Linked DNA regions of Mus musculus: region 1 is linked to region 2. A link is a loop called in an ENCODE intact Hi-C map of the cell type or tissue named here. Cell type or tissue: heart. All regions are shown on one strand. Each heading gives the region's core, and the rest is flanking DNA. Links, peaks and the distances in the headings are about the cores only.

Region 1 (15,774 bases), core at 4,154-12,153, 53 kb before region 2:
AACATCTATGTGATTGGGATTTGGCAAAGATTTGCAAGATGGGACATAAATCATTAGTAAATGGCACTTTTATCAAGTTTTGAAACAAGCAATTTGAAAGAAACTATTTAAGAAAATAAAGAGGAAACACATGTTGACAGGAAAATGGAGAGTATATTCTGATAAATCATGAATTCAGAGTGTTAATGTATTTTTCTTTTTTTAACTTTTTATTGATCCTTTGTGAATTTCACATCATGCACCTTGGTCCCACTCATTTCCCCATTCCTTCTTATCAGCCCTCTTCTGTTATAACCTCCCTGCAAAAGACCATTGAAAAATAAGACTATGAAAGAACTATTAATCTTGTCATAGAAGCTGTAGTGTATCACAGTGTGTCACTCAGTATACCCTTTTGTCCACAAATCTTTACTTGTGAATATTCATTGCTATGAGTCACTGGTCAAGGCCTCTGGCTTCTGCTATACTATCAATACTGAATCCTCACCAGGGCTCGTCTCAGATACCCTCTTGTTGTCCTGTGTCATGGAGGTCCTGCAGCTTTGGATCTGCAGGACTGCCCCCTTCACTAACTCCAGCAGATCACAGATGGGGTAGATGTTGGGGTGGGCTAACTCAAAGCCCTGGATCTGGGCCTGCCTGCCAGCTCTGCTACACCCACACCACCAGGGTGAGCTCTCTAGTACTGCCCAGGCTAGTTAACCCAATGCCACAGCAGGCAAGGGGAGAAGCCAACTGTCCTGCTCTCACATGCTGGGGCCAGTTCAAGAGCGCCTTCATCACCAGGGTCAACTCTACTGTGCTGCCCAGGTGAGGTGCAGGGTCTGTTTTTCCTAAGTGCTGCAGCCAATGAGGGGCAGGAATGGCTCTCTGTCTCTCTCAGGACCTTGGGATCAGTTCTCTTGCCTGCCAGAGGCATCTAGGGATGAGGGGTGGGGAAGACATCTCTCCCAAACTCGTAGCAAGTCATGGCAGATGAGCACTGGGGGCCAGCTCTCCTGAGTACTTCAGCCAGTAAGGAGAGGAGCCAGTTCTCCACAGCCTTTGGACATCAACATGGTCCCAGGTGGCAGCCCAGACCACGGACATCCAACATAAGCATTTAGTGGTCATGTGAGCCACTGGACATCAACACAGACCCCTCCTGCTCTTTAACCACGGACCCAGACATGGCAGCATGGCCTCGGGTGGCAACACAGGATACTCACAACATACTACTCCTCTCCACTCTGTCTCCAGTTCAGCCTCTCTTCATAGTGCTCAAACCAGTCAGCTTCTCTTTCTCCCATCTCTCCACCATATACTTGCACATCACAGTGGCTCCCGATGCTGGGCCACTCTGCAGATGAGCCTCTGTGTGTCTTCCTCAAGACGCATGGCAGTGAGCAGACCTCTTGATAGTTCAATTTTTTAAGTGGGCAGATTTAAAATGACTCTTTATCAAAGGAGATGAGATGAATGAGTACCTGCACTGATGGCCTGCATTTCATTAAGCAAGTGTAATTTAAAACAAGGAGCTTCACTACGCACATGGCTAGAATACAAAATCTTGACAAAGTGTTGTTACATATGTATAATAGCAAATTCTCACCAATGATGGTGTCATGTGATACAGCCACTTCAGAAAGAGACCAGGGGTCAGAGATACACTTAGAGCTCAACCTAACAATACAACATCTAAGTATTTACTACAAAATGTAAACAGTGTACATCAACAGTGTTCATAATGTTAAGTCTGATTGCCTAAACTCAATGCCCAAAAGACTCGCTGCCTACACATACTTTTTTTTTTTTTTTTTTTTTTTTTTTGGTTTTTCAAGACAGAGTTTCCCTGTATAGCCCTGGCTGTCCTGGAACTCACTCTGTAAAAGACCAGGCTAGCCTCGAACTCAGGAATCTGCCTGCCTCTGCCTCCCAAGTGCTGGGATTAAAGGCGTGCGCCACCATGCCCAGCTACACATACATTTTTAAAGGAAGAACTATTAATATAAAACAGGGTTGTTTGTTTGTTTGTTTGTTTGTTTGTTTGGAAGATGGCTCATTTGCTAAAGTACCTGTTCAGCAAGCATGAAGACTTGATGCCTGTCCCCAACACAAACTTAAAGTCAGACATGTTTATAATTCCAGTGTGGGAAGGGCAAGGTTGTGACAACATCCTCAGAGCCTGCTGACCAGCCAGTCAAGCGGAATCCATGAATTCCAAGTTCAATAGGAAACCCTGTCTCGAAGAAGAAGAAGAAGAAGAAGAAGAAGAAGAAGAAGGAGGAGGAGGAGGAGGAGAGGAGAGGAGAGGAGAGGAGAGGAGAGGAGAGGAGAGAAAAGAAAGAAAAGGTGGAGAAGAACAGAGGAAAACACCCAGTGTCAGCTTCTGGCTTCTACACACATGCACACACGTTCAAACACACAAAGACATAAACACAAACACTTACCCACTTATATGAAGTTCTTGTAAAGGCAAAACCACAGCAACAGAAAACAGATTGGTGGTTTGCACAGACTGGAAGACAGGGAAGGAAGTTAATCGTGTAAGAGCACCAGAGAGCATTTAGACAGATGGAAATCTTTCTCTGCTTGGTTGTGGCCATGATTACATGAATACACAGTTGTCAAAATTCAAACTACATTACAGGCTGGAAAATGCTATTTGTTCACTGCCATGATAAAATGGACACTTAATTAATAAGTGTAAAGATGTCTTGGCCAGTCTGAAATATTTGAGCAGTGACTTTCATAGCTCATGAGTCACATCAACAAGGATGGAACAAGAGGAAAATTACAGCATTGGTTCAGTTAAAGCGCTCATGGGCATGGGAAACCCTCCTTTCTGACTCACTTTCTTGCTAACTTCCCCTGCTTTTAGAGGGGGAATTCAAAAGAATTCAACCTGAGCTTATAAAAGAGCAACTAATTAAATAAAGCGACTGCTTGCTTTTCAAGGGCACGAATTCCTTACGAGTAAATCTTTTACAGATATTGTACAGTAAGGAACGTGAGTACCAGGAGCACAGATGATCACAATGACATGTCGTCGTTGCTGGAATGCCGCAGAGCAAAATTGTATCCAGAAGACACATGGCAAGCGTGGATCCCCAGGGAGAGTCAGTGGAATACTTGAGACAATAATAGAACCTGTGAAGGATAACACTTCCTCTGTCTGACTTATTGAATTACTAACAGTACTCTGAGGGACTGACCAGGAAAACTTTGTGGAGAATTTTCAGAAAATTGCCAAAACATATTCAAGAATACACACACACACACACACACATACACACACACACTGAACAATATGAATTGTCACTTATACAGGCCATCTGTGGCTAAGTAGTTCATAATCTGAACTGCCTTTCTTAGGGTTTCTATTGTTTGATGAAACCATGACCAAAAAGCAAGTTGGGTTGAGGGAGAGAGTTTATTTAGATTACACTTCCCCAACATAGTTTACCATTAAAGGAAATCAAGGCAGGAACTCAGACAGGGCAGAGACGTGGAGGCAGGAGCTGATGGAGAGGCCACGGAGGAATTCTGCTTACTGGCTTGCTCCTCATGGCTTGCTCAGCCTGCTTTCTTACAAAACCCAGGACCACCAGCCCAGGGATAACCCCATGCATGATGAGCTGGGCCTCCCCTATCAATGACTAATTTAAAAATTACCCTACAGGCTTTCTCAATCGAGCCTCCCTCCTCTCTGATAACTATACTTGTGTTGAGTCTACATAAAACTACAGACCACATGAACAAATAAGTTTTCTTTTTACTGATGTGTGTGTGTGTGTGTGTGTGTGTGTGTGTGACAGAGTGACGTTCATCTGTGCATTCACATGTATGTGGGTGCGTGCACATTTGTGGGTAGGTACATGTGAGGCAGGGTCTCTCACTTGATCCCAAAGCTCACCAATTCAGCTAGTCTAGCTATCCAACTTGCTTAGGAGAACATATCTCCACCTCCAGAGCTTGCTGGTGGACCACTATTCCTGCGTGACATTGGGTGTGTGCTGAGGATTTGAACTCCAGTCCTCATCCTTGCCCAGCAAGCCTTTACCAACTGAGCCACCCAGCCAGCCTTACACATTGTTTTATTTACTCCATGCTGTCATGGGCTATATATGTTTTATAGTTTCTTTTTCTCCAGTAATACGTAATGGCCATTTCCCCATATCAAGACACACAGCTCTATCTCACTTTTAAAGCTCATGCATGTTTGTCACTGCATGGGAGTACTATACTTTAACTGTTTCCTTTGTCATAAATATTAAACTTGATGCCTTCCAACAAAAGAACAATTGTTGCAGGGGCTATTATCATCAAATATAATGTGTCACTCTTATCCCTGAAGGCTAAGAATACATACATCCAAACAACAGACATTTGAGTTTGTAGATTAAGTGTCTACATCTGTTTCCATTCAAATTCTCAAGCACCCATACAACAAATAACTCAGCAGTATGGGACGATCATCTAGTATACTTCCCAAGTTATAATTAGTGAATGCCACTCATTTGGAACATCTCTACCCAAGAGAGTTATTGATACAGTTATTACTGTTATTTACAGTTTTGCTCTTTTGAAGTTATGCATCTACTCCTATTCAAAACACATCTGTACAATAAAACAAGCCGCCTTTTGCCTCCAGCCTCATGTGCCCTTTCAGCACTATCACCCCGTGCTGTCATACTTGGCCCTGTCTATCTCCTTTAAGCCAAGCTCTTCCCTCTTCCCTCTCAGCTCTTCAGTAGGAAGTCTGCCCAGGGTCACAGTCTCCCTGAAATGCAAGGTTTTCACTCCTCCCTTTCCCCCATAGCGACAGCGGGAGGAGACATGTAAGGGAGACAGTAAGGGAGACATGTATTTTCACGTTTGACACACTTGTGTACAAATGCTCAGCAGCTCTGCTTTGTCACCGTGAGACACTAAGCAAAAAACTTGGCTCTCCCTGCCCTCCATTCTTCTCATCTAAAAGATGAAATGCAATCTCTTGATTATGCCTTAGGCATTTGAGACAGCGTGAAATTCACTGCTAGAAGGAAGTGTGTTGCTTAGCTGATCACATGTGCAGGTGGTGTCTAAAGGCATCTCTTTAGTCTTCCCACAGAGTCACTGTGAATTTTGTTCTGGAAAGACTTGGATTGATGTAGGTTTTATGACGTCCTTTCTCACCATCTCCCCTGTGTCCTGGCTAGTTTTCCTCTTTCTCTGTTCTCCACTGAGACACCTGCTCTAGGACTGGGTCACTTGATGGCTAAAGATAGCCAGAGGAAACACAAATCTTCCTGTTGAATTGTGTCAAGCAAGCCAAAGATGAGGAAAGTAAAAGCAAGGAGAAGCTAAAGGGAAAACTCCCCATCTTCTCTGGCATCTCCAGTTGGGCTTCTGGAAACACTGGCTGACAACTGTCAGCATCGTCAGTGAGCCACAAAGAAAGAATAGGCTACTGCTCACAGACTCTCTGCATTGGGTACAAAGCAAAAGTAGTTAATCATCACCTTTAGTTGAAAGTAAGGGATAAGGAAGGAGAAACAGAAATAAAACCTTGAGGCCAAGTCCATGGTGGGCAGTGAAGCTGGTTCCCCAAGAACAATCAGCACTGAGTGGTACTAGAAGAACCACCATGGGTTATATTCAACACAGTTCGAGAACTGTCTTAGGGATTTACTGCTGTGAACAGACATCATGACCAAGGCAATTCTTATAAAGAACAACGTTTAATTGGGGTTGTCCATTATCATCATGGCAGGAAGCATGGTGACATACAGGCAGACATGGTGCTAGAGAAGCAACTGGGAGTTCTACATGTTGATCCACAGGCAGCAGAAGGAGAATTGTGTCACTGGCCATAGTGGAGTCGGAGACATCAAAGCCTGCCTCCATCGAGACACTTTCTCCAACAAGACCACACCCACTCCAGCGAGGCCACACCTTCTAATAGCACCACTCCCTATGGGCCTATGGAGACCAATTACATCCAAACTAATACAGGACCGTTTTAAGAAAGAAAGTGGAGATTGGAATATCTGTTGCAACAATAGAGGGTGAGAAAGGAGAGAGTCTCTGTCAGCGAGAAGAAGATTTTCTTTGAGGTACTGGATTCCATGCAGGGCCTCGCACATGCTAGGTAAATGCTGTATCACTGTCACTGGTGTTACTCGTAAACTTTTATTTCCCTAAATTAAATGTCATCTCTGAGGCTTACTGCCTCAGTCTGCTAACCTAGGCCTGGTCCTGGAAGCCTCTGTGCAATCTAATATAGGCCTAGAATGTTTTACAGGCTCTGATAAGTTACTGCTGAAAATATTCACCCTCTCTTGTTCTTTCTGAACTCTGACTGGCTGGTTCAATTCAGCTGTTCTGGCTCAAATTCCTCTCCAAGCTGACTGGTTCTAACTGGCTTCTCTCACTTTCTGACTGAATTGCTCTGATTGGCCCCGAGTTAACTCTGGCAACCTGTTCTAATCTTCTGGCTCCTTCTCACTCTCTGACTCATTCTGTCTTCACCCGTGTCTAGCTTGTTCTCTTTTCAACCCATCTCAGTAAAACTGCCTCTCTCCTCGCTTTCTCTCTGCACTGCTCTCCTAAGTGGCTTCACTGCCTCTCTCCTGACAGTTGGGCATATTCTATATAGTCTATTTTGTCAGGTTGTTCTCTGATTCATCACTTTGTCTGCCACTCAATTACACATAACTTTCAAATATGGGTGCTTCCTTCTACAAACTAACTTTACCTTCACTGTTTGGGATTAAAACTGTGTTCTAAGTGCTGAGTCATACCACAACTAGAAACAACTGTTTTTTAGTAAATAATACAATCTCAGGTTTCACAGTGTGATCACATATCCTGCAGCATATACCAGCCTTTTTCCCTTTGAATTTTACTTTACACAATGTCTAAGTTACCCAGATCAGACTTGGACTTACTTTGTTGCTCAAAATAGCCTCAAACTCATGATGTCTACCCACCCACCCCTCACCTCATATCCATGAGGTCTGGGGAAAGGCTAAAGGATTTTCTTCAGTATAATGAAAGTCCCATATTTCCATTTTCTAAAATTTCAGAAAGGATTCTGATCGATTTTATTCCTGATGCATTCATGTTGACATGAATCCATAAGTCACTTTTTCTAAGCCTGTGAATAGTCAGAGAATATGGTGTATTAATTAGTCTCTAGAGTCTAGACCACTTCTGAAGTTTAAGTCCAATCCAGATAATCCCATAGCACCAAAGCAGTAAAGTCTAACCTGTGTGTGTTTATCTCCCCCTATGAGTTAATAAACACACCCCTTAAAGATAAGGATTATGTCTTAACTATATTTGACTGGTCCCAGACTCATTTTTTTAAGTTTTATGACAATTTTTTCCATTAGACTTACTTTATGTGTTTGCCTACAGGTGTGCAGTGCGTGTGCCTGGTACCCACAAAGGTCAGAAGAGGGCATTGGATACCCAGGAACTGAGTTACCGATTTGACTACAGAGTGGGTCCTGCTCAGGAATGGTTAAGTGGGTCACAGGAATCCTGCTGCAGCTCCTGGGAACCGCAGGCGGTCGCTAGCGCCGGGCTGTCCTCCGCACCACCAGGGGGCGCCGTGGCGCATACGGTCTCCCCGGATTGGCGGGGCGCCGCTCTCTGGGCGGGGCATAGAGGTGGTAAGAGGACTCGCGGCGGGCCGCTTCGGCTTCTTCTCGGGCCTGCTCCCTCGGCGGCTTCCCGCGCCTTCAGCCGGCCACCATGGGGAAACGGGATAATCGCGTGGTGAGTATTCGGCGGGGAAAACGGAGCAGTGAGGCGGGGCCGGGCGGCAGGCGAACGAGCGGAAGCCGTCGCCCGTCGCGGCGGGGCTGGCGGCCGCGTCGCACTTGGGGCCCCGAGACCCCGCGCCGTGCGATGCGCGTGCGCCTTGCCGGTCCTCAGCGTCCTGCTCGGCCGACCCTGGGGCCTGTCGCCCCGCAGCGGTAAGGGCTGTGAGCCGGAGCCGCCGGTGCCGAGAGGCCCAGACCCAGCGCAGCGGGACCACGGGGATGGGGGTGGGGGACAGGGATGAGGGCTTTGGGGTACTCTAGACTCCAGTGCCCTCGGAAGTTAGTGACTTCTGAACCCAAGTTTCTACCTGTGGGAATGGGAGTCCTCCTTAGTCACCGCTTGACCACAAAGGCAACTGCCCAAGCGAACGCGAGTGGGTACCTAAAGAGCTGCCCGGGAAATGACAGTGTTCCCCGCTCTGTCTTAAAAACAACAACAACAACAAAACAAAAAACAACAACAACAACAACAAAAAACGTCCGTTTTAGTTTCTTGTGGTTCTGTCGTGGAAGCTCGGTGGCCACTAACCTTGCTCGCACTGTGCAGGAATGTACTTTCCTCCTGGCTTCAGGACGAGACCGTAGAATGAATGGAGTTGAGATGAATAGAATAGAATAGACCAGTTGAAATGGTCTATGTGTGTGGGCATCCAGAGTTCGACATAGTGCTTGGACTATTAATGTCCTCAGACACATCTCACCTGATTCCTGGAGATTTTTCTGTTTTGTTTTGTTGTTATTAATGATGCTATCGTTGTTTTAAAGATTATAGGCTTGCTTACAGACATTATTACAGTTTCTTACTGAAATCCAGACTTTCATTTTACTGGAAATTTTTATTTACACATTCCTTAAGGCATTTTCAAAACCTATGAAATTAGTCTCGTTTACTGGAGGGTGTTGACAGCTCTGTACTGTTCTGTTCTGTTGTCATCGCACAATATGTTCTAGTAGCATTTTGTTTGCACTTAAAAGATTCTAAGACTGAAAACATTACATCAAAAGGTGGGAGGTGTTGGAGATGTAATGGAGAACTAATACTTAGGGCAGGGTAAGGATGCTTAAACTGTGACCAGAACTTGTATCATTTGCTACTTGGTTCAGTCCTCATGGATCTTGATATCTCCCCCAGCCCCCCACACCACCACCAGCCCCAAAGTCTCACTTTTTAACAGGACTTTTAAACCACAGCTATCCTATACATCCTGGTCCCACACATAGACAGCTTCTCCATCATCAACATCCCCCACCGTAGAGATACAGGTGAACGTGCAGTTATCTTTCAGGAATCACATAATCCTATGATACTGTGCATAGTGTGTCTTTAGACACGTTACTAATGACATCAGCCACTATGATGCATTGCCACCACTTTGAAAGACTTTGCTTCAGTCACACCTGCTCCTCAATCCACCACAATCACTGTTCTCTTTACTAGCTCCATAGTTTTCCAGGACTAGAGTTTGAGTGTCTGCCTCTGAAAATACTACCTGTTCTGACGTTTGTTGTTGTTCTCCAGAAATTGAGAGGCAATCCAGTTCTTTTTCTTACATTGGTGATGCCCTCATGGTTTTAAAGATTATAGGATTGGGGATTAAAAAACACAAAACAAAACAAAAGCAAAGCAACCAATCCTTTAGAGGACTGGGGTAATGCTTGGAGAGTAGGAGCACAGGCCACTGTCCATCCATCCGTCCATTCGTCCATCCTTCCGTTCTTCCTTCCTATTAATATTTGCTTGCTTGCTTGTTTTGAGATGGTCTCTGTGTTTGTCCCTGACTGACCTGACTAGGCTGGCCTGTGCCTGCTCTGCCTGTGGAATATTGGGATTAAAAGCAAGAGCCAGAGGCCTAGTCTGTGCTGCTCTTGCAGAGGGCTGAAGTTGCGTTCCCAGTACCTACATCAGCCCACTATAATGCCAGCTCCAGGAGATCCAGAGCCCTCTTGTGATATCTGTGACCGCTACACACAGGGACACAAAGATAGATGCAAATTAAAAACAAACAGAAACCCCTTTAGATCTCGTGTTGAACAGTTGTTTTGGCTTTATTCATATTTATTGATTTTGTGTGTCTGTGTGCACACCTACCACGGTAAGCTTATGAAGGCCAGCAAGCAACTTGCAAGAATTTTTCCTTTACCATGTAGATTACCAGGATCAAACTCAGGTCCTCAGACTTGGGTATAAAAATGTTTTGGTGAGTTGAGCCCTCTCTCTCTCTCCTGAACTGTAATTTTTATTTTGTTCTGTTGTGGAGTTTGTTTGTTTGTTTTGGAAGTTGTACTTACAGCCTTTGAAGCTACTGAGAACTGAACTTGAGTCCTTTACAAGTGTGCACTTTAACCTATGAGCCATCTCTCCAGCCCTTCTTAGAGAAGCTTTGGGTTCACAGAACACTTGAAGGGACAGAGAGTTCTGTGCATGTGTGAAAGCTTGCCTGCCTGCACTCCCACGCATGGGTAGCCTCCTGTTACCAGTATCTGGCAAGACCAAAGTACTTTTGTTACAGTCCTGCATTGGTATCTGTAAAGGGCTGAAGCTCAAAGTGCCTTAGTTCCTGTTGTTTTCTGGATGCTTGCTTCATATTCTTTTTGATAACCTGTGGATACATTCTTTAGGTAAAAGTAGAGCAATGACTCAGAGTCTGCCCATCCCTTTAGCATCAAACTGCAGTGCTCTCTTGGTGTCTCCACATGTGTGTATTCCCTTGAGTTACAATATCAAATCATTTTCTTTTACTTGAACTTATACAGTAGTTTGGAGCCACAGACATTTATAGTCATATGTAATATGAATATGTGACTTACAAAAAGTATTTGTTTTTGTAATTTTTATTACACTTTAATTTTTTGTATGTGTATGTGTGGGGTTGTGTGTGCCAGGAGACAACTTTCCAGAGTCAGTACTCTCTGTCCACCATGTGGGTCCCAGAGAACAAACAGAGCTTTCAGGCTTGGAAGCCCATGCTTTTACTTACTGAGGCATCTCCAGTCAAGGCTGCGGTATTTAAAATGACCAAGTTGGGTGAGTGCAATGGCCTAGTGATCAAGAGCACTGGCTGCTCTTCCATAGGACACAGATTTGCCCCCAGCACCCACATGGCATCTCACAACCTCTCAGTAACTGTTCTAAGGCATTTTTAGCCCTCTTCTGATTGCCATTGGCACTGGGCACCAGAGGCCAAAAGAGGATGTAAGATTCCCTGGGCTAGGGTTTATAGCCAGTTAAGAGCTGCCATGAGGACCAAGATCCTCTGCAAGAGAAGCAAATGCTCTTCCCTGCTAAGCCATCTATCTCCCCAGCCGTTAGTAAGTAGTGGATTACTTCACTTACTTAATCTTCAGCATATAAAATGGTGAAGGGGGTGGCCTGGAGAGATGGCTCACCAGTTTACTCATCCTACTCCTGAAGAGGACCTGAACATGGTTCCTAGCACTGACATCAAATGGTCTGTAACCGTCTCTAACTCTAGCTCCCAAGAGGTGCAACACTGACTTGTCATCTGTCCTCTACTGGCTTCTGCACTCTAGTGCACACACTCACGCATATACACATAGTCAAAAATAAAATAGTTGAGGGGATAGCTCCTCATTTGGTGTTACATGTATTCCTATTTTGTTATTTATTTACTATGAGGCTTATTGTTTTGTTTATTTTTTTTTTTTTTTTTTTGCAACTGAGTTTCCTTTTCACTTTAGAACCTTGGAAATCTTTCCAAATCACAAAAAACTAAAAGTCTACTTTTCACTGACTACATAGTATTTCACTTAGGAGGCCCATACACTTCAGTATATTTCATGAATCCCAATTTGATGATGGCCTAGGTGTTTTCGTTTTTTGCTCTTGTGGTAATTTAGTTGGGATGGCCTTTTTCTATAGTTTCACTCTTTGGAAATAATTTACAGTTTTAAACTTAAAATGTTTACCATTAGGGTACTTCTAAAGTAACTGCAGTTAAGAGTATTTGGTACTCTCTCAGAGAACCTGGGTTTGGTTCCCAGCACTCATAACTCACAAACAGTTGGAACTCCGGTTCCAAGGGTTTGATGCTCCTTTCTGGCTTCAAAGACACATACACCTAAATTAACAAAATAATGTCATATATATTTACCATACTGTTGTACAAGTGGTGGATGTAGTTTGTGTGATGTGAATCAGCAGCTTTGTTAGTCAGTTGACAATTCTGTTAATTGAGAGTATATGTTTTTATAAAAACAAGATAACAAAAGTTCTGGGATTGGGAGATGAGTTAGGAAAGTGCTTGCCATGCAAGCCTGAGGACTTATTCCACAGAACCCAGGTAAAAACCAGGTAAAGCGGTGTGCATCTTTAATCTCAGCGTGGGGTTGTGGGTAGAGACAGGAGGATCTCAGCCTCGCTAGCCAGCCAGTGCAGTTAAATTCATGAGTTCCAGGTTCAGTGAGAAACCCAATCTCAAAAATAAGGTGGAGAGCACGTGAGGAAGGCACCCCATGTCAGCCTGTGGTTATAAACACATACACAGTGTCTCTGTATCTTCATTGCATTGGATACCCATATCTTGTCTTAATTTTTCTAGACATCCCTAACATTAGAAATTCTAATATTCCTTCATGCTTGTCAGAAACTTATGTCAAAGGTTTCTGGTCATCCAGGTAACTAGGCAGTGTTGTTTTAGTGGAAGCGATTCCTAGCATTTGCTGCTCAGTGGTGGGGTTGTATTGTTTACTCTGCCAGAGAAATCTCAGCTCTGTCACCTTTGTCACATAGGTGGAAGTGTTGGTCATTTTTACAGTGTTGATAGAGTACAACAAATGTTAAGCAGTAAGAGAGACCTTAAAGTTAACCTAAGCGTAATTGCCTTTAGCCTGTTATTTTTTTATAAAGTTATTTATGTACTTTGCATCCTGATCAGTTTCCCCTTTCCTCCATCCTCTTCCTTCCCTTCTCCTTAAAGAGGAGGCCTCCCATGGGTATGAGCCAGCCTTGACATACAACGTTGCAATACGACTGGGTGCCTCTTTTATTGAGGCTAGACAAGGCAACCCAGAAACCAAAAACCGATCCAAAGGCGGGCAACAGACTCAGAGACAGCCCCTGCTCCTTCTTTAGGAGTCCCACATGGTGACCCAGCTGTACAACTGTTACATGTGTAGGTTCTTCCCATACATGTTCTCTGATTGGCAGTTCCCTCTCTATGAGTCCACGTTAGTTGATTCTGTAGGATTTCTTGTGGTGTCCTGGACCCCTCTTCAATCCTTCTTCCCCCTCTTCCACAGAATTCCCCAAGCTGCGCTTAACGTTTGGTTGTGGTCTCTGCATCAGTGTTCATCAGTTGCTGGGTGAAGCCTCTCTGATGGCAGTTAGGCTCCTGTCTGCTAGTATAGCAGAATAACATTAACAGTGTCAGGGGTGCCCTCCCGCTCATAGCATGGGACTCAACTGGGCCAGTCATTGGTTGCCCTTTCCCTCAAATTTTGCTTATTTTAACCCCTGCACATCGTGTAGGAACAAATTGTAGGTCAAAGGTTTTGTGACTGGATTGGTGTCCCAGTCCCTCCATTAGAAGTCTTGCCTGGTTACAGGAGATGGCTGATTCAGTCTCCATATTCCCTATTGCTAGGAGTCCTAGCTACAGGCACCCTCATAGTTTCCTGGGAGTTGCCATTGTCCTAGGTTTCTAGCTCATCCCAGAGATGTGCCCCCTAGCCCTGTCTAGTACTCTTTCCTTTCATCCTCCCCATTCCTCCTGTTCCACCCATGCCTCCTCTCCCACCCAGTTCTCTCCCTCCATCCACTCCCATGTCTAATCTATTTCCCTTCTCACTGAGATTCTACACACACTCTCCCTTGAGCCCTCCTTTTACTTAGCCTCTTTGGGTGTGTAAGTTGTAGAATGGTTTTTCTTTATAGCTAATTTCCACTTACAAGTGAGTACATTCCATGTTTGTCTTTCTGCATTTGGGATACCTCATTCAGGATGAGCTTTTCTAGTTCTATCTATTTGCCTGAAAATTTCATGATGTTGTTATTTTTAATAACTGAGTAATACTCTATTGTGTAAATATACCATATTTTCTTTACTCATTCTTTGGTTGAGGGACATCTAGGTTGTTTCTAGTTTCTAGCTATTACGAATAAAGCTGCTACAAACATAGTGGAACACGTGTCCTTATGGTATAGTGGAACATCTTTTGTGTATATGCCAAGGAGAGGTATAGCTGGGTCTTGAGGTCAATCTATTCCCAGTTTTCTGAGAAACTACCAAATTGATTTCCAAAGAACTATATAAGTTTGCCTTCAAACCAGGAATAGAGGGCTGTTACCCTTGCTCACATCTTCATCAGCTTGAGCTGTGGCTTGAGTGTTTGAGTTTAGCCATTCTGACAGGTGTAAGATGAAATCTGAGTTGTTGTAATTTGCATTTCCCTGGTGACTAAGGATGTTGACCATTTTTAAAGAGCTTCTTGGGCAATAGAGAATCCTCTGGAGAATTCTCTCTTTAGATCTGTACCCCATTTTTAAATTGGGTTATTTGGTTTGTTGTTTAATTTCTTGAAAATAATACATATTGGATATTAGCCCTCTGTCAGATGCAGAGTTGGTGAAAATCCTTTCCCACTCTGAAGGTTGCTGTTTTGTCCTTTTGATTGTGTCCTTTGCCTTATAGAAGCTTTGCAGTTTCATGAGTCCCATTTATTAATTGTCGATCTTAGTGACAGCCATTGGTGTTCTGTTTGTGAAGTTAACTCCTGTGCCAGTATGTTCAAGTCTATTCTCTTCCATCAGATTCAGTGAATCTGGTTTTATGCTAATAGTATCTTTGGACCACTTGAACTTGAGTTTGTGAAGGATGATAGATACGGATTTGATTCCTTTCTTCTTCATTCATACATCCAGTTAGACCAGCACCATTTTTTTTAAAGATTTATTTATTTATTACATGTAAGTACAGTGTAGCTGTCTTCAGACACACCAGAAGAGGGCGTCAGATCTCGTTACAGATGGTTGTGAGCCACCATGTGGTTGCTGGGATTTGAACTCTGGACCTTCGGAAGAGCAGTCGGGTGCTCTTATCCACTGAGCCATCTCACCAGCCCCCACCATTTTTTGAAGATGCTTTTTTTCCATTGTACGGTTTTGACTTCTTACCAAAAGTCAAGCATTTATAGGTATATGGGTTTACTTCTGGTTCTTCTGTTTGATTCCATTCATCAGCCTGCCTTGTTTTTATGCCAGTATCATGTGGTTTTTATTTTTATTTTTGGTAGTACATCTTAAAATCAAGGATGATGATACCTCCAGAAGTTCTTTTACTGTACAGGATAGTTTTAGCTATCCTGGGTTTGGTTTTGTTTTGAGTGTTGTTCTTTCAAAGTCTGTAAGGAATTGTGTTGGGATTTTGATGAGGATTGTGTTGAATCTGATCATTGCTTTTGGTAGGATGGCCATTTTTACTGTGTGAATCCTACTGTACTGTATGGGAGACCTTCTCATCTTCTGATATCTTCAGTTTCTTTTTTGAAAGATTTGAAGTTCTTGTCATACAGGTCTTTCACTTTCTTGGTTATAGTTACATACACCAAGATATTTTATGTTATATTTGGCTATTGTAAAAGGTGTTATTTCTTGAGCTAATTTTTTATCCATCTACTTTGCTGAAGGTGTTTATCAGCTGTAGAAGTTATCTGGTAGAATTTTTGGGGTCATTTATGTGTACTATCACATCATCTGTGAAAAGTGATACTTTGACAGCTTCCTTTCTAATTTATATCTCCTTTCTATCCTTTGGTTGTCTTATTCCTCTAGCTAAAACTTTAAGTATTGTAATGAGTAGATAACGAGAGAGTGGACAGCCTTGTTCCTGATTTTAGTGGAATTGCTTTAAGTTTCTCTCCATTTAATTTGATGTTGGCTATTGGCTTGCTGTATATATCCTTTACTGTGTTTAGTTATGCATTTTGTATCCCTGATCTCTCTACGACTTTTATCATGAAGGAG
Region 2 (15,774 bases), core at 4,241-12,240:
AAATGAAGTATTTTTTCTGCTGTCTTCTTATTTTTCTGAAATGTAGACTTTACATTTTAAGTGCAGTTGGCCCTGACTGAGACAGCCATGAGTCAGTAAGTAAGGTGCTGGCATATACTGAAAAACTTAGTAGACGTAAACATAAAAAGTACATTTATACACTTACAATTTCGATGAGGGAAAAACAAAACTCTTAAAGGAAAAAAAAAAAAAAAAAAAAAAGGAGCCACCTTAGTTTCTCTAGTCACACTGCAGAGCAGGAGCGCCCGCGTGAGCAGGGCTCGCTGAAATGAAAAAGAAAATGCTCCTGGCCCTCCATGTACGATTTCAAGGTCCATCTCCACTCCACAAAAAGGAAGCTTTCACAAGCTACTCCAACTGTTAGCTTTCTTGTGTGTTTAGGAAATGAAAACTAATGATGTAAATAATGGGGGAAAGACAATCTCATCTCCAACTCGTTCAGAGCTTCGAGGTTCCCACATAAGCAGTAGAGTGCTGGCAACCACAGACTCAGTCTTTAGAAATCTCTGTGGGCTGGGGGTGTGGCAGGGATGGAGCGTTTGCCTAACACACGTCCCTGAGTGCTGTTCCCAACAAAATTAATTACATGATTAATTAGTTAATCAAAATCATTCCTTTTATGAATATTTATCATAAAAGTATTTTGACTCTGATGTAATCTGCAGTAACTGACTTTAAGAGAAATAATTATATCTGTCAATTTTGACTTATGCTATTACTACCTAGGGAGCTAGCTTTAAATAGGGAAGGGAGGCGAGACAATTTCTGGAATCAACTGTTATAATATGACTGACTGGAACATTTAGCATTTTTTTACCTATACTGACATAAAATGTATTTGTTCACTGTTAAACCAAGAATGACTGTCAAAGGGGGCTGGAGAGATGGCTCAGTGGTTAAGAGCACTGATTGCTCTTCCAGAGGTCCTGAGTTCAAATCCCACCAACCACATGGTGGCTCACAACCATCTGTAATGGGATCCAATGCCCTCTCTGGTGTGTCTGAAGGGAGTGACAGTGTACTCACATACATATAAAATAAATAAATATATCTTTAAAAAAAGACTGTCAAATCAGATATTGATCAAATTTGTTATTTTGGAAAATAAAGGTAGGAAAATACAACAAAACCAAATAATTACAAAGTTTTAGTTCCTCCAAATAATTTCCTATCAAGTGTTGGTCTCTCAATTAAATTATCTCAATTTAAAAAAAAAAAAAGAAAAAAAAAAAAGACCTCACCTCTTTAAGTTTCCTCCGAATTAAGGTTGCCGTTGTATTCAAGGAGTCGTCCTGCAGATCTACTGTGGGGATACCTGGTAACTTAGGTCCAATCAAAACCTCGTTACTGCTTGTGTGTGTCTCAAGCAGAGTTCCCAGTTCTCGATCACAGTCTCGCCGCCGTTTCCTCTCCTGCAGCTGTGTTGTCCTAGGCATGAACCTGCCAACTGCCTGTGAGGTAGCAATGGCCTCTTGCACACTAGAGCAAGGGACGGAGTTTTTGTAAGTGTTCATCTGCAGCTTTGGTGAAAAGGCACTGTGGTCACGATGCCTAGACAGTTCACCATGGTTCCTAGCACTATTACAGGAGTCTGATACTCTGTCCACATGTTCCCCACGTGAACATGTGCTCTTGGAAGCAAAACAGCTTAAAGGGAATTCACAAGAATAAGGAAGACAAGAACTCGAGTTCTCTGGAGGACTCTCAGGAGATGTGTTTAAAGCAGCTGTACCAAATCCAGGCATAGGTGGATGGAAACCTTGTCTAGAATCTTTTGTTCCTTTCTGCTCTGGAACTGGTTTCTTCTTCGCCATGTAACAATCTTAAAAGTCAAGTTTTAAAAGTTAAGGGAAAGAAATCGTTCATTAATCACTTTGATCATTCAGAATCTTGAGATTCTAAAAACAAACCTTACTATGCTAAGGCCCTCTACTCCCGAAACGGTACTTCTAGAGCAGGGACTGCACCGGGAAGACTTCAAGGCTTTCGGAAAGATCCCAGGCTACCACCAGGCTTCGCCTCCTCAGCACTCTAGAACGCCTCACTCTTCCTCTGGAGCCACTTGAGAGACAATAAAACTTATATTTTTACATTTTCCACTAACTGTAATCTTAGAGTCTCCACGCCATTGCATAGAAAGCTTCTACAGTTCCAGGGTATCCTACTAGAACCATGTTTACTTCATCCTTGTGCCAAGAGAAACTCAGATGGACATGTGGGCCACCCAACTATAACAACTGGAAGTTTCCCATGATGAGCAGCATGTAGAACCAGTCTGTAAACCATAACTGCTTCTTGCTGCCTTAATGTTAAAGCCTGGCCACAAGTTCCATGATTTGTTGCCTGTCTACTTTCCTAATCTCACTCACTAAAACCTCGGGACCTTGGTTACTCTGTAGGACTTGCAGCTCCTTAGACGTATGGTGGCGATTCATCTGTCTAAGTGTTTGACATGTAGCCTGCCTTACCTTGCCATCCTTTTAACCCCACTTCTGAATACCATTTACTACTATTCAACTATCTCTCACATCCCAGAGGCAATCTCAATGAAGCAACACCTCTCCCTTCCCAGCCGAGATTCTACAGGGGTGCACAGAGCAAAGACTGTGACTGGGCAGGAATTCCACAGTGACACACATTCCTAGCAGTGCCTGATACACAGGAGGTGTTAACACACACTTTCCATACCTTGGTTTTTAGTAACTCTTGTAATATAAGCCTTTCTTTCTTGTAATTTTTTTCTAGTTTCTTCAACTGTCTCAAATTCTGGAGCGTAGCACACATGAAGTAACCCTCCAAAGAAGCTCTGTTCATCCATCTTTTTCTTAGCTACCCTAGAAAGAAAGAAATACATAACATCAAGAGAACTCTAAAGAAATGCATAAGTTATATTGCTTAAAAACACAATTATTTTTACTACTTTTATTTCTGTGTGTGTGTCTGTATGTGGGTGTGTGTACATGAGTACAGTTGCCTGAGGAAGCCAGAGGTGATAGATTCCCTGGGACTGGAGTTTCAGACAGTTGAGTCCCCTGACCTGGGTGCTGGGAACCACACTCCAAATCTGAGTCCTCGGGAATAGCAATAAGTGCTCTTAGCTTTTGAGTCATCTCTCCAGCCCCCAGATGCATGGCTCCACCACCCACCCCAACCCCAAGACAGGGCCTCACTATATAGATCTGGCTGTTCTGAAACTTACTCTGTAGATCAGGGTGGCCTCAAATTCAGAGGCCTGCCTCTGGCTCCCAAGTGCTAGGATTAAAAGCATACACCACTGCATCCAGAAAAATTTATTTTTTTAAATTATTTTTAGTTATGTATAAGTATGTTTGGAGGCTCTAGCCTGGAGCTAGAGTTAGACACTTGGCCTGGTTGATGGGATGACTCAGGTCCTGTAGAGAAGTAGTATATGCTCTTATCGCTGAGACATCTCTCCGGCCATGGCATTTAAAATAAAGATTTACCTAAGATAAAAGATTAACAAATGATGCATAGTTTGTTTTAAGAAGCAAAGGGTGTGTACGTACGTATGTGTTGGGAATCCTGGGAAAGATGCTTGGTTTTTTGAATGACTCCACTGACCCAGAAAGTACTCTTTAAGAAAAAGATTTATCTGTTTGTTTATTTTTATGTAAGTGTGTTTATACATATGGGGCCAGGGGCCAGGTGCCCACAGAGACCTGAAGAGGCCATTAGATCCAGCGGAGCTATAGGCTGCTGTGAGCCACCTGATAAGGGTGCTAGACATGAACTCCAATTCTCTGGAAGAGCAGCAAGCTATCTTAAGCACTGAGACATCTCTCCAGCACCAAGAAATGAGTCTTCCCTTTCCCTCTCCTAATAATGGAATACGTTTTCAGCTAAGCTGGACACACTTACCTAGGCTTTTTGTTTTTTTTAACTAACTTGGGATCCTACTGGTTAGCCTGAGTTACAGAACTTGAGTAAAATGTGTAACTTTGGGCTTGTCACCAAGACTGGTGACCTGAGTTCAGTCTCTGGAACTCACACGGTAGGAAAGAACTATCTCTTGTACACAAGCCATGGCATGCCCTCCTAGATACACATATATGAATAAATGAAAATATTGAATACAGAACAACTAATCAGTGCAAAGATAAAGAGTGTGTTCCTTCTGGGGCTGGAGAGCTATAGCTAAGGGGTGAAGAGCACTGCTGCTCTCCCAGAGGGTCCAGGTTGTTCCCAGCCTGGCAACTTCACAACTGTCTGTAACTCCAGTCTCAGGGGAAAATGCCCCCGTCTGCTCTGCAGGGGCCTGAATGCATAGGGCATAAAAGTTCACATAACCATACCACATACACATAAAGAGAAATAAATAATGTTTAAAATAAGAAATACTGAACACTTATGCTGAGTCGAGCACTGTAGTAATTAAGTACTTCTGTATCTACAGATAATCACTAATGTTTATTGAGCTATTACCCCATGCAAAGCCACAAGTGTGTCACTTAAATTGGTATCTCATAACCATCTCATGATGAAACCAAGGCACCAGGAAATTCTGGATCATATTTATACATTCATTTATAAAACTAGGATTCAATTCAGATGTCTTGACTCCACAGCCAACTGTATCAGAGTCTGTGGAGATACGGGGCTCTAGAGAATATGCTTTCTAGACTATGAAGAGTTGGCCAGCTGATGAGAAAAGACACATGGCCTTTTGAAATCAAGTGATTTGTGGTAGACTGTTAGTAGCACACAAAAGAGATAATATAGGGGCTGGAGAGAGAATCTGGTGGGCGAAAAGAGCACTTGCTGATCTTTGAGAAGAGCAGAGTCAAATCCCAGCATCCATCTTGGGTGGTTCACAACCACCTGTAACTTCAGCTCCAGGGGATTTGAAGTCTTTTTCCATACCAAAAAAAAAAAAAAAGTTTATGAATAGCAAAAGCCAGAAAAAGATATGGTTTAGATAAGGTTAGTGATTAAAATGAAAAAATGGCTAACATGAGCTAGGAAGGCTGCTCCGGTGGAAAAGCCCTTGCTGGAGTGCCTTGGCTCAGACCCCTGGCATGCACGTGAAAGCCAGGCACCGCACTGTGCCTGTAATTCCAGTGCTCACAGGGTAGAGATAGAAGGATCACTGAGTTTGACAGTCACCAATCTAGCCAATGAGCTCAGTGAGGGAGGGGCCCAACCTCAAAAAATAGGATAGAGTACACTGTAGTGCACACAAGCCTTTGAACCTGGTGGAGATGGGTAGGCAGAGTCTGGAGGAAGTTTTGAGTTCTAGGTCAGCTGGTCTACACAGCCAGTTTCAGGCTAGTGTTCACTCACATACACACACACACACATACACACACAGGAATATGCACACACATGCACCCCCCCCCCCCCCCGCCAAAAGGGGTTAACATAAAATAAAGCATTCCTTATTGGAATACAAAGTTGATTAACATAGAACTATACAAATAAGAACTGTCATTACTAATAGTTACTTTTTGTTTGTTTGCTTGTTTTTTGGAAACAGGGTTTTCTCTGTGTAGCCCTGGCTCTCCTGGAACTCACTCTGTAGACAAGGCTGGCTCCACCTCAAGAGGTCCACCTGCTTCTGCCTCCCTGGTGCTAGGATTACAGGCATGTGCCACCTCTGCCCGGCTCTACTATTTCCTCTTAATAGGAGGTACCAGTCTACTCCCTTTACATAAATTGTCCCATTTCATCCTTGCTCAGTGAACCTCAAGAAGTAGTCCTTTTTGCCATATGGATTTTAGGAAAAGAACAAAAATTTGCTTGGAGGACTAAAATTCTCCACAGTCATGAATCCACAGGACTGATAATTTACTTCAAACGTAATTCTTAATCTACCACACTACAGGTTCAAAATTTGCCAAGCACAGGTATGAGAGGATGGGAAGAGTATTGTTGTAAAGTCAGCCTTTTAAAAGCTTGAAGGAAGAGCTGGGATGTCACTCACTGTTAGAGTGATTAAGTCGCAGATGTGAGGCCTGGTGAAAAACAAACTGGAAGGCGAGGTGGAGTGGTGCATACCTTTAAACCCAGCACTCGAGAGTCAGAGGCAAAGGCAAAGGGATCTTTGAGTTCAAGGCCAGCCTGGTCTACAGAACTAATTCTAGCACAGCTAAGGCTATCCAAATAAACCCTGTCCCCTCCCCTCCTCCCCCCAATCAGGAAGACTGAGAGCAAGAAGTGCTTCTGTGCTTTGGGTACATTTGGGAAACAGTTGGGGCCAAAATGACAGCAACAGGAATAAGATTTTAACAGGAGTTCTGCTTAACTTGTACATACCTTGCACTCTGTAATTTCACAAATTTAATGAGATAAACTTCTGTAAAATCTTCCGCTGGGTATTCATCTAGAGCGTTATACTGTTCAATCGCACCATACAGAGCAAAACGCTCAACTAATTCCTTCATGGCTCCCACTGCAGGAACTCCTTGTATTAGTAAGTACTGAGACTCCAAATTGATTGTATATACCTAAAGTCAAAGGAGACCTCGTTAAATGTACTCTTCAAACAAGCCTATGGCAAATCGGTCCTCCCACCCCCTTTTAAATGGAGCTTTGAAAACAAGAAACAATCCGGTCTGCAAAACATACACACTAAACTGTCACTCTTCTGCCTAAAGACTACCACACTCCACATAAGGGTATCTGACTAAACCACTTAACAGACGTCTTTTCCAAAAGCTGACTCCAGAGAGGTTAATGTAAACAGCCACTGAACACTCACTCACCCTGGGCTTGCCCTGTGAGAAGCGCTATTGTAAACACATAGGATACAAAGCTAAAAATAGTGGGTTGGAGGTTTGGTAAGCAGCTAACCGAGGGTAGTGATAACCTTTGGTACCGGGGCCCGGGTTCTTCGTGCCCCCTCCACTTAGAGATGGATCTCACAACATCCCTGCCATGCCTTTATGGAGGCAGGCCTTGGGGAGCTAGTGCTCACAGGAATTTAGTGTCCCTGCCGAGGGGAGAGAAGAATCCGAGTCACTCTACCTTGACCGCGCGAGGGCGTCGGCCCTCCCGGTATTTGGCCCGCGAGTCACACACAGCCGTCTGGACGTGGTGATCGAATACGCCACCAGGTTTCCCGTCACTGGATGCCATCTTGCCGGCTCTAGTCCCCCGCGCCAGAACAACATCCGCCAGCCGCGCTCCTCTGAGTCCAATAAGAGAGCAGGATGGACCAGGCGTGCTAGGATTGGCTGAAGGATCGACCCCATCGACGATCATCTCCTGAGAGCGAGAATTCGACGAGCGACGTGCCGCCCCCTAGAGCTTCGGAGGTGGCCCGAGGGTGACAGCGGCCGGGCGTGGGAAGAGGGGGGCGGGCCTGATCGATGTTCTCGGGTTCCGACGCTCTCACCTGACGAGAAGCCGGTGGACTCCGCTCTCCGGTGAGAGTTGAACCTTGGGACAATGTGGAGCAGCGATCGCTTAGCGGGTGCGGGGTCTGGTGGGGCGGTCGTGACGGTGGCCTTCACGAATGCTCGGGACTGCTTCCTGCATCTGCCGCGGCGCCTCGTGGCCCAGCTTCACCTGCTGCAGGTAACGCGCTGGCGGGACGCGGACACCACTGACGTCTCGTGGGACTAGGGTCAGCTGACACCTTTTCCTGCAGGGACATCGTCTGCCACCGACCCCGAGCTGAGGCGTGAGCGAGGGCCCCCTGCGGGCATGGCGTGGAGTGGCAGCGTGTGCATCCACACCACGGCTAGTGTATCCTCAGACCCTACCGTGGAATTCCTAGTGCACCCCTTTAACTCGGTTAAAGCAAGCTGAGCATGCAAGGGTTCTGCCCCAGCAGTCAGAAGCGGCCCTCACTCAAGGATGGAAAGTTCTAGAGAGCTCTTACAGGTTTGCTTACAGGTTGCTAAAGCATTATCCTGCCAACGAGTTGCCGGTGCAGCGATAGAGGTGTTGAGTGGCAGACTTGGTTTGTAGATTACCAAGGTTTCCAACCTGTGCGAAAGGTTAATAAAAGGATAGATAGCTCTCCCTGCTCCGGAGGACTTCGAACATAGCAAGAATATGTGCGGCGAGGGAGGTGGGGCGGGGTGACAAGGTGATGGAATTATTCACACCCCACACTTTCACCTCGGTAGCTAGGATTACTTGGACCTCAGCGAGCTGTCTGGATTCTGTCATTATGGTGTTTCAAGGCTATTAACCATCGGTGGAAATACAGCATCCATATTTTCCTAAGAGTGAGCAGAAATAGACTCTCTTAGTTTGAGTGTATTCATGGGGTTAGAGTATTTGAAATCTAAAATCCTAGATGCATGGTACCTGAACACTGGGTCATAAAAAAAATATACAAGAGTTTGAAATGACTTCAAGTATTCTACCTTTATTTCCTCTTTGCTACATTTATCTTGCTTTTACAGTCCACCTATCAGAACACACCAATTTCATCAGAACCATTCTTACTGTTAGTTTATCTCCACCAAATATTCTCTAACTCTCTGGTTTGCTTTCTGGTGACTGAAAGGAATCATTCACTGTTACCAAATCCCAGCTTGGATCATTATTCCCTGTCATTTCTGATGGGGATTTTTCAGTGTATTTTCAAATCTCAAATTAAGCTTACCACCCCATGAGTTTAGAAAAATGCTTCCTTATGGTCGCTAAGAATTTGAACCTGACATGTTGTTGCTTCCTTGGATTCATCACTGTTTAGGAATTACATAGTCTTGGTCTTTATTATTATTTTTATTATTATTTGAGAAGTGAAGAAGTAAAATACTAAGCATTTGGATTAAGTCTTGCATGCTTATATCTAATCTTTATTGTTTATAGAAAGGTGGAGCTAGATACACATGAGGTTTCCTGTCCTGGTTTTTTGTTTTGTTTTGTTTTGTTTTGTTTGTTTTTTTCGAGACAGGGTTTTTCTGTGTAGCCCTGTCTGTCCTGGAACTCACTTTGTAGACCAGGCTGGCCTCGAACTCAGAAATCCGCCTGCCTCTGCCTCCCGAGTGCTGGGATTAAAGGCGTGCGCCACCACGCCCAGCTTCCTGTCCTGGTTTTGTGTAGTATTAATATGACTTTTGTTGAGAGGTCATTGCTTTTAGCAATTACTTGGTATGATACCATAAACTGACCATAACTTATATAACTGCTCACCATGATTAACTTTTGAACTCAACTTTTAGAAATTTAAAGTGACAGCTATGTTTTGCTGAAACTGTAAAGTGTTGTTGCTTATGGATCATTTTCATTTTTGGTTATTTAGAATTCCCAAAATAATTGTCTTAGTCAGGGTTTCTACTGCTGCGATGAAACACTGTGACCCAAAGTATGCTGGGGAGGAAAAGGTTTATTTGACTTACACGTCACATTGTAGTCCATCATTAAAGGAAACCAGGATAAGAAGTCAGGCAGGACAGGAAACTGGAGGCAGGAGTGTGTGCAGAGGTCATGGAGGGCTGCTGCTTACTGGCTTGTTCCTAATGGCTTGCTCAGCCTGCTTTCTTATAGAACCCAGGGCTACTAGGGGTGTTACCACCCACCATTGGCTGGCCCTACCCCATCAGTCACCAATTAAGAAAATGCCGTACATGCTTGCCTGCCGCTGCATCTTATGGAGATATTTTCTTAGTTGACATTCCCTCCTCTCAGATAGCTTAGTTTGAAACACATTAACAAGAAACTATCCTCCTGGTAGTGGTGGCTCACACCTTTAATCCCAGCACTCAGGAGGCAGAGGCAGGTGGATTTCTGAGTTCGAGGCCAGCCTGGTCTACAAAGTGAGTTCCAGGACAGCCAGGGCTACAGAGAAACCCTGTCTCGAAAAACAAAACAAAATAAAACAAAAACCCAAGAAACTATCCAAGACAAATTGGCCCAGAAGCATAGATAAGTATGAAAGCAGAAAGGTTCGTGTGTTGGGAATCATCTCATTTGACCTGAAGTCCTAAATATGTAACAGGGATACGAAGTTAGTGGGAGGAAGAGTTACAACAGTGACCTTTATCTGATTTACCTCAGGGTTTTCAGAATCCAAATAGTCTGGTTGTTCCGCAAACTTACTGAACCAGAATCTATGAGGAATCAACTTTTAAAAGACGTAATAAATCTTCAGGTAACTTACATGCACAGAGTTGAGAGCCGAGGCTATAGAACATGAAAGGTTAACAGTGAAAGGACCTGAGTTATCTAGGTTATTTAGAATTGTCTGAGGCAGAGTTCATTTTCAGGAAGCTAACGTGTGCTCTTGTCTGCCCTGTGTCAGCTCCACTAGCCTGCCACTGTTTCTCACCTGACTCTGCTCCTTTGCTGGTTCTATGCCCACTCTCACCAAAGTCTCCTTCCTTTCATATAAACCCAGGTCTTTAACAATGGTATAGTCCTTCTCCCCCACAACTCTGTGGTTGCCCATGGCTGTGTATGTTTCATTTGTTACATACTATCTTGTTTCAAACATGTCTTCCTTTGTTCATTCAAGTCCTTATTTAAGGACTGGGTGTACCAAGTAGATATTTAACTTAGAAGTTCTCAGTCATACTGGTCAACCCCTTACTTCTTGGTCGGTTTTCTATTATTGTAGGGTCTGATTATATAGCCCTGGCTGGCTTGGAACTCTTTATGTTGATCAGGCTGGCTTTAAACTCACAGAGGCCCACCAGCTTCCACCTCCTGAGCATTGGGATTAAAGATGTGAGCCACCATGCCTGGTTTGTAAGATACTTAAGGCCATCATGACCCCTGTTGACTAGTCATGGGTGGTGTCTCCCATTGTTAACACCTCAACCCATGTCCTTGAGGGACACAGCCACTCTCAGGTAAGAACCGCTGCTCAGTCACCCTCTGTATATTTTAAGCTCAGCATATGCTGTGATTGCAACAGAGAAGGGATTCCTACTGACACCAAGTGCAGAAAATGGATCTACACCTCACCCAGAAGGTGATGACAAGTGTGCAGACTTGTCGTTTCCTTGTGTTAGCAAGAGATAGCCCAGGCCTTAGACCTAGGCACACCTGAGGCGTTTGAATGTATAGATTCACCTGATTGTTTCTTCTGTGGTGATGTTGATAACACAGTGTGGGCCAACGTCAACAATCAGTGCACTTCTTGATTAGGTTCCTAAGGGGTTCTGTTCTATGACTTCCATCTATCGGAAGGCTTCTGTGGTTCTAATGGAAACCAAGGTACAAATCAGCTTAGAACATTAGTTTGCCAAACCTCACTGAGTGCAGCTCATGACACTGCAGCTAGTAACTACATTTTGACCAAAACCAAATGACTGAAATGTTTTTCTTGTCTGATAAAGTTGTTTTTTTTTCTTTTGCTTTCCCAGTAGCCTAGTAGATAGATATTTTAGACATTTCATGATGTACTTTATATTTCTTTCTTTAATGTATGTCTCTGGTTTTAAAGCTTTCTTACGAAATAGAGGGCACTGAGTTGTATCAGCAACTTATGAAACCACCTAAAAAGTGCCTGGGGCTCTGTTACCTTTGCCCTTGAAACCTAGACAGTGGCCCAGGACTTCTGACTCCAAAACCAGGGCTTGCTTTTGCTTTGTCAAACTGCTTAGTTGAATTGAGCTTTGCCAGCAGAAACAGTTGCATCATTGCTTGGAAACTGTGAGAAGAATTATGCAGCTAAAGGACAAACAGTGGCTTTTGTTTTGTATTTTGTTCTTTCCAGACAGGGTTTCTCTGTGTAGCCCTGGCTGTCCTGGCACCCACTGGGTAGACCAGGCTGGACCTCAGAGATCTCCCTGCCTGTGCTGGGATTAAAGGAGAACTTTCTTATGTACAGAAGTTTACTAGTGAGCGTGTTTGAGAGCCGTGTTGCCTAAGACTCCTGTATTCTTTGCTATTTGTTCTAAGAAACATGGAATGCTGAAATTTGATATAAATGAGAGAGTTTGGCTTCACTATTTTAAGGTTAGTGAATTTATTTCGAAATGAATTTCATAACACGTAGGCTTCCTGAGATAACAAGTCTTCAGGACTCTCCATCAAGGTGCTTGCTGATGTTTCTTAGAAGTGGTAAGTGTGTGGAGTGCTTGTGATGTAATGGCAGATGGGGAAAGCATATGACATCCTGGCCATAACATGTAAACGCATGAATCATTGACTGAAAAAGGCTAGCAAGAAGCATACAGAATAGTTCATGTGATTGTGTCTCCCTCCAAGTGCACATATTTCCCAAGGTTCCTGGGCAGATAATTGTTTTGGTTTTGTTTTAAATCACAACCCTCCTGCCTCAGCCTCCCCAGTGCTAGGATGAAAGCTGCAGATCATCCCTGACAGTACACGTCTGAAACCATAGAAGGCTTTGGTCCTTTAGCTCTCAGCACAAGCTACAGATTCTGTTATTTTCATGTTTTGCTGGTCTAATAGATTTCTAATTTTAAGGACTTATTTTTAATTACATGCATGTGCTGGATCCCCAGTAGGCTTAAAGTGCAAGTAGTGCTCTCTCTCCATCACAGAACCGTCTCTGGCCGCTTTAGACTGTGCTTCTATAGTCTCATGACCTTTGTTTACTTGTTCATTGTGGGTTTTGAGACAGAGTCTTACTGTATAGCCTTGGCTGGCATGAGCTCACTCTGCAGACTAGGCTGGCTTTGAACTCATAGAGACTAGCCTGCTTCTGCCTCCCAAGTGCTGGGATTAAAGACGTGTACCACCACGCCCAGCCAGTTTTATGAACTTTAAAAATCATTAAGGAACTACATAATACAATATTTTCAGGAAGTCACTAACAGGAGCTCCCTCTAGGAGCATGGCTCCGCCTTTACCTTCTTTAATTTTTCTACTTTTACCATGTGTATTTATTACCTTTTAAATAAATCTATTGATCAGTAAAAGATTAAATACCCCAGCTGATAGGAGTTTCAAAAGTCTAAACTGTGTTGTTTTATATCTTTATATTTTAATTATTTTATTAAATATATATAAGCACTTTTCCTGGATGTATATGTTTCTTTTTCAGTGTGTTCTATGCATACTGAAAGCCTGTGTAAGTTCATCCAACTACCTGTGGCATTTGGAATTATGAATCCCTTGAATTGAAAGATCCTGACAGAATGTAAAAGGTCACAGAAGCCCTGAAATTGGCAAGATAGATGTCACTGTTAGCAGAACTAGCTTCACTGATTTAGAAAAATAGAGGCACACAATGCTCTGGCCACTCCTTGAACCTGTGTGTCTGCCAATGTTTTGACCGTTCCTTGACTCATGTGTGTGCCCACTGATGAAGCCCATTGCCAGGTGTTTGTGATATTGGTTGATGAGAAAGAGTCAGAAAATCTCCCCAGCAACCACAGCCGGGCCAATCCTGAGTTGCTACACCTGCACCAGACTCTTTCCTTGTACCCCTCCCATACCCATTTCTTCAGAATAGACATTGTTTAGATCTGGAAATCCCTTACTCTCCCCCTTCTCCTTTCCCCTCTGAGGGCCTATAAAAACTGGGACCTCTTTCCCCTCGAGGTCAACTCCTCTACCCCTGCGTGGGATATGAGTCGTCCCCAGAGCTCTGGCTTTCCCTGAATAAAGCCTCATGTAGTTTGCAACAAGCTCGGTCTATCGTGAGTTCTTGGGTGTCCACTATTGTCCTGAAGCCTTTCGGAGTCTTTCAGAATCAATCCATAAGGCTGACATAAGACTATGAACATATTGGTTTTTTGGATAGTGAATATATTGGGTTTTTTTATGTTTAAAATAATTATTGTTGGGCTGGTGAGATGGCTCAGGGATTAAGAGCACTGACTGCTCTTCCCGAAGGTCCTGAGTTCAAATCCCAGCAACCACATGGTGGCTCACAACCATCCATAATGAGATCTGGCACCCTCTTCTGGAGTGTCTGAAGACAGCTACAGTGTACTTACATGTCATAAATAAATAAATAAATAAATCTTTAAAAAAAATAAGCCGGGCATGGTGGCACTCGCCTTTAATCCCAGCACTTGGGAGGCAGAGGCAGAGGCAGGCGGATTTCTGAGTTCAAGGCCAGCCTAGTCTACAAAGTGAGTTCCAGGACAGCCAGGGCTATACAGAGATACCCTATCTCGAAAAACCAAAAAAAGAAAAAAGAAAAAAAGAAAGAAAGAAAGGAAAAAAAAAGAAAGAAAAAAGAAAAAAAATTATTGTTTTTTAAATTACAAATGTGAATAAGAATGATTTAACTCCCTCTAACACTTTTTTTTTGTTTTATTAGTTATAACAGTTGCTTATCTGGATCCATCGAGGAAAAAAAATCATAAAAACTTATCACCCCCTTTTCTCTCTCATTGTTTGGATAAATAGAATCAAGCTATAGAAGTGGCCAGCGATCACCAGCCTACCTACCTGAGCTGGGTGGAAGGCAGGCATTTTAATGATCAAAGTGAAAATGTGGCAGAAATTAATAGACAAGTTGGCCAGAAACTTGGACTCTCAAGCGGAGATCAGGTAAGTGCAATGTGTGACAGAAGTCACTTCTTTTCAATGTCACATCCTAAGGTGAGGTCATTCGTATGCTCTTATAACCAGGCCAAGATATTCAAACTGACTATAGTTTGTTAAGTCAGTGTTTAACACGTCTCCCACATGACTTTGTATTCTAGTTGCTCGTTTTCTAGTCAATTCTTTGAGAAATTTTTTCTTTTGAGTGTGGGATTTCTCCTTATTTTAGAACTTCATTTTAGTTCTTGTCACAACGGTTTTATTATTTAGTGTGTGTGTGTGTGTGTATGTGTGTGTGTGTGTGTGTGTGTGTGTGGTGGGATGGGGATGGAGAGTAGTGGGGCCAGGAAGAGGTCAGAAGCCATGCTTGGAGGTCGGAAGAGAACGTGCAGGAATCCATTTTCTCTTAGCTGTTAAGCCATCTCTCCAGCCTGCCCACCCTAGTTATTGAGACAGGGTCTTTCACTGAACCTAGAGCCTGATAATTTACTGAGCCTGTCTGTCCAGTGAGCCTTGAGAACCTCCTCAGTGCTGGGATTATAGGAGCCATTTCTTTCGGCTTTTACTGTGTGAGTACTCTGAGTCCAAACTCAGATCTCCTCACACACACGTGGCAAGTGCAGACTGGGCTGTCTCCCCAGCCCTTAGAGGCTTCCATTTTTAACAGGAAAATGACCTTAGAAGTCACCAGTGCCTTGCTTTGCCAACCTATCTTTACCCAGGATTTTCTAGCACAGTCCAGTGGCAACAGCTCTGGGCAGGATCAGCTTCCTAGGGTGGATTCTGATGTCTTGATTAGATCTCTGAACGGTCGTCCTTGTTTCTCATGTGCTTCTCATTTGCCTTCGTTTCTGCAGACTCCTCTTTGTAATCCTACTAGGAAGACTCCCAAAGGACATGCCCGAGTCCCCTTGCTAGCTGGGGAGCACTCACTTCCTGGTGGGCAGGAAGTGCTCTCTGTTTCCTCAGGCCCATCCTACCCAGAGTGTGTCATATGTGATCACTTGTGTCTGTATTCCAGCTACTCCAGAGGCTGAGGCAGGAGAATCTTGAGGTCGAGGCCAGCCTTAGCAGTGTAGTCAGATCTATCAAAAAAGGAAGGAGAGGCTGAAGAGCTGGCTCAGTGGTTAAGAGCACGAGCTGCTATTCTAGAGAACCCACATTAATTCCCAGCACCCATACGGCACCTCACAACTGTCTACAGCTCCAGTCTTCTTTCTTGGAAGGTTTTGTTTTCCTAAAATACTGAGTATATCAAGGCCTAGCTAAGAATAAGTACTTAATATTTGCTATCTGAGACATGGAAGAAGGGGAGGGGGCAGAGAGAGACAGAGACAGTGAGACAGAATATTACCTAAAGAGATA

The links. A loop is a pair of places that touch in the nucleus more often than their neighbours do. Peaks named below come from ENCODE experiments on the same cell type or tissue, not always from the same donor. Only the 100,000 strongest peaks of a DNase experiment are listed, where the experiment ranks them.
Region 1: a loop joins it to region 2, with 5 times the contacts of the local background. A loop is called at or near these places in 7 of 42 quality-filtered maps.

Annotation. Positions count from the first base shown.
Region 1 is chr5:3,536,202-3,551,975 of GRCm38, forward strand. Fam133b (family with sequence similarity 133, member B) reads left to right here and starts at 7,632. Exons shown (of 11, transcript NM_001042501.1): 1 at 7,632-7,746. The coding sequence starts at 7,723. In heart, for the core only: no CTCF peak of the experiment used is centred there; a DNase peak (open chromatin) is centred at 7,620; H3K4me3 peaks cover 1,610 bases; H3K27ac peaks cover 1,049 bases.
Region 2 is chr5:3,588,961-3,604,734 of GRCm38, forward strand. It overlaps Rbm48 (RNA binding motif protein 48), which reads right to left and starts at 7,587. Exons shown (of 5, transcript NM_172991.4): 1 at 7,006-7,587; 2 at 6,295-6,485; 3 at 2,710-2,855; 4 at 1,263-1,843. The coding sequence starts at 7,242. Pex1 (peroxisomal biogenesis factor 1) reads left to right here and starts at 7,106. Exons shown (of 24, transcript NM_001293806.1): 1 at 7,106-7,557; 2 at 14,272-14,415. The coding sequence starts at 7,429. In heart, for the core only: a CTCF peak has its summit at 7,676; DNase peaks (open chromatin) are centred at 7,211 and 7,601; H3K4me3 peaks cover 2,513 bases; H3K27ac peaks cover 1,774 bases.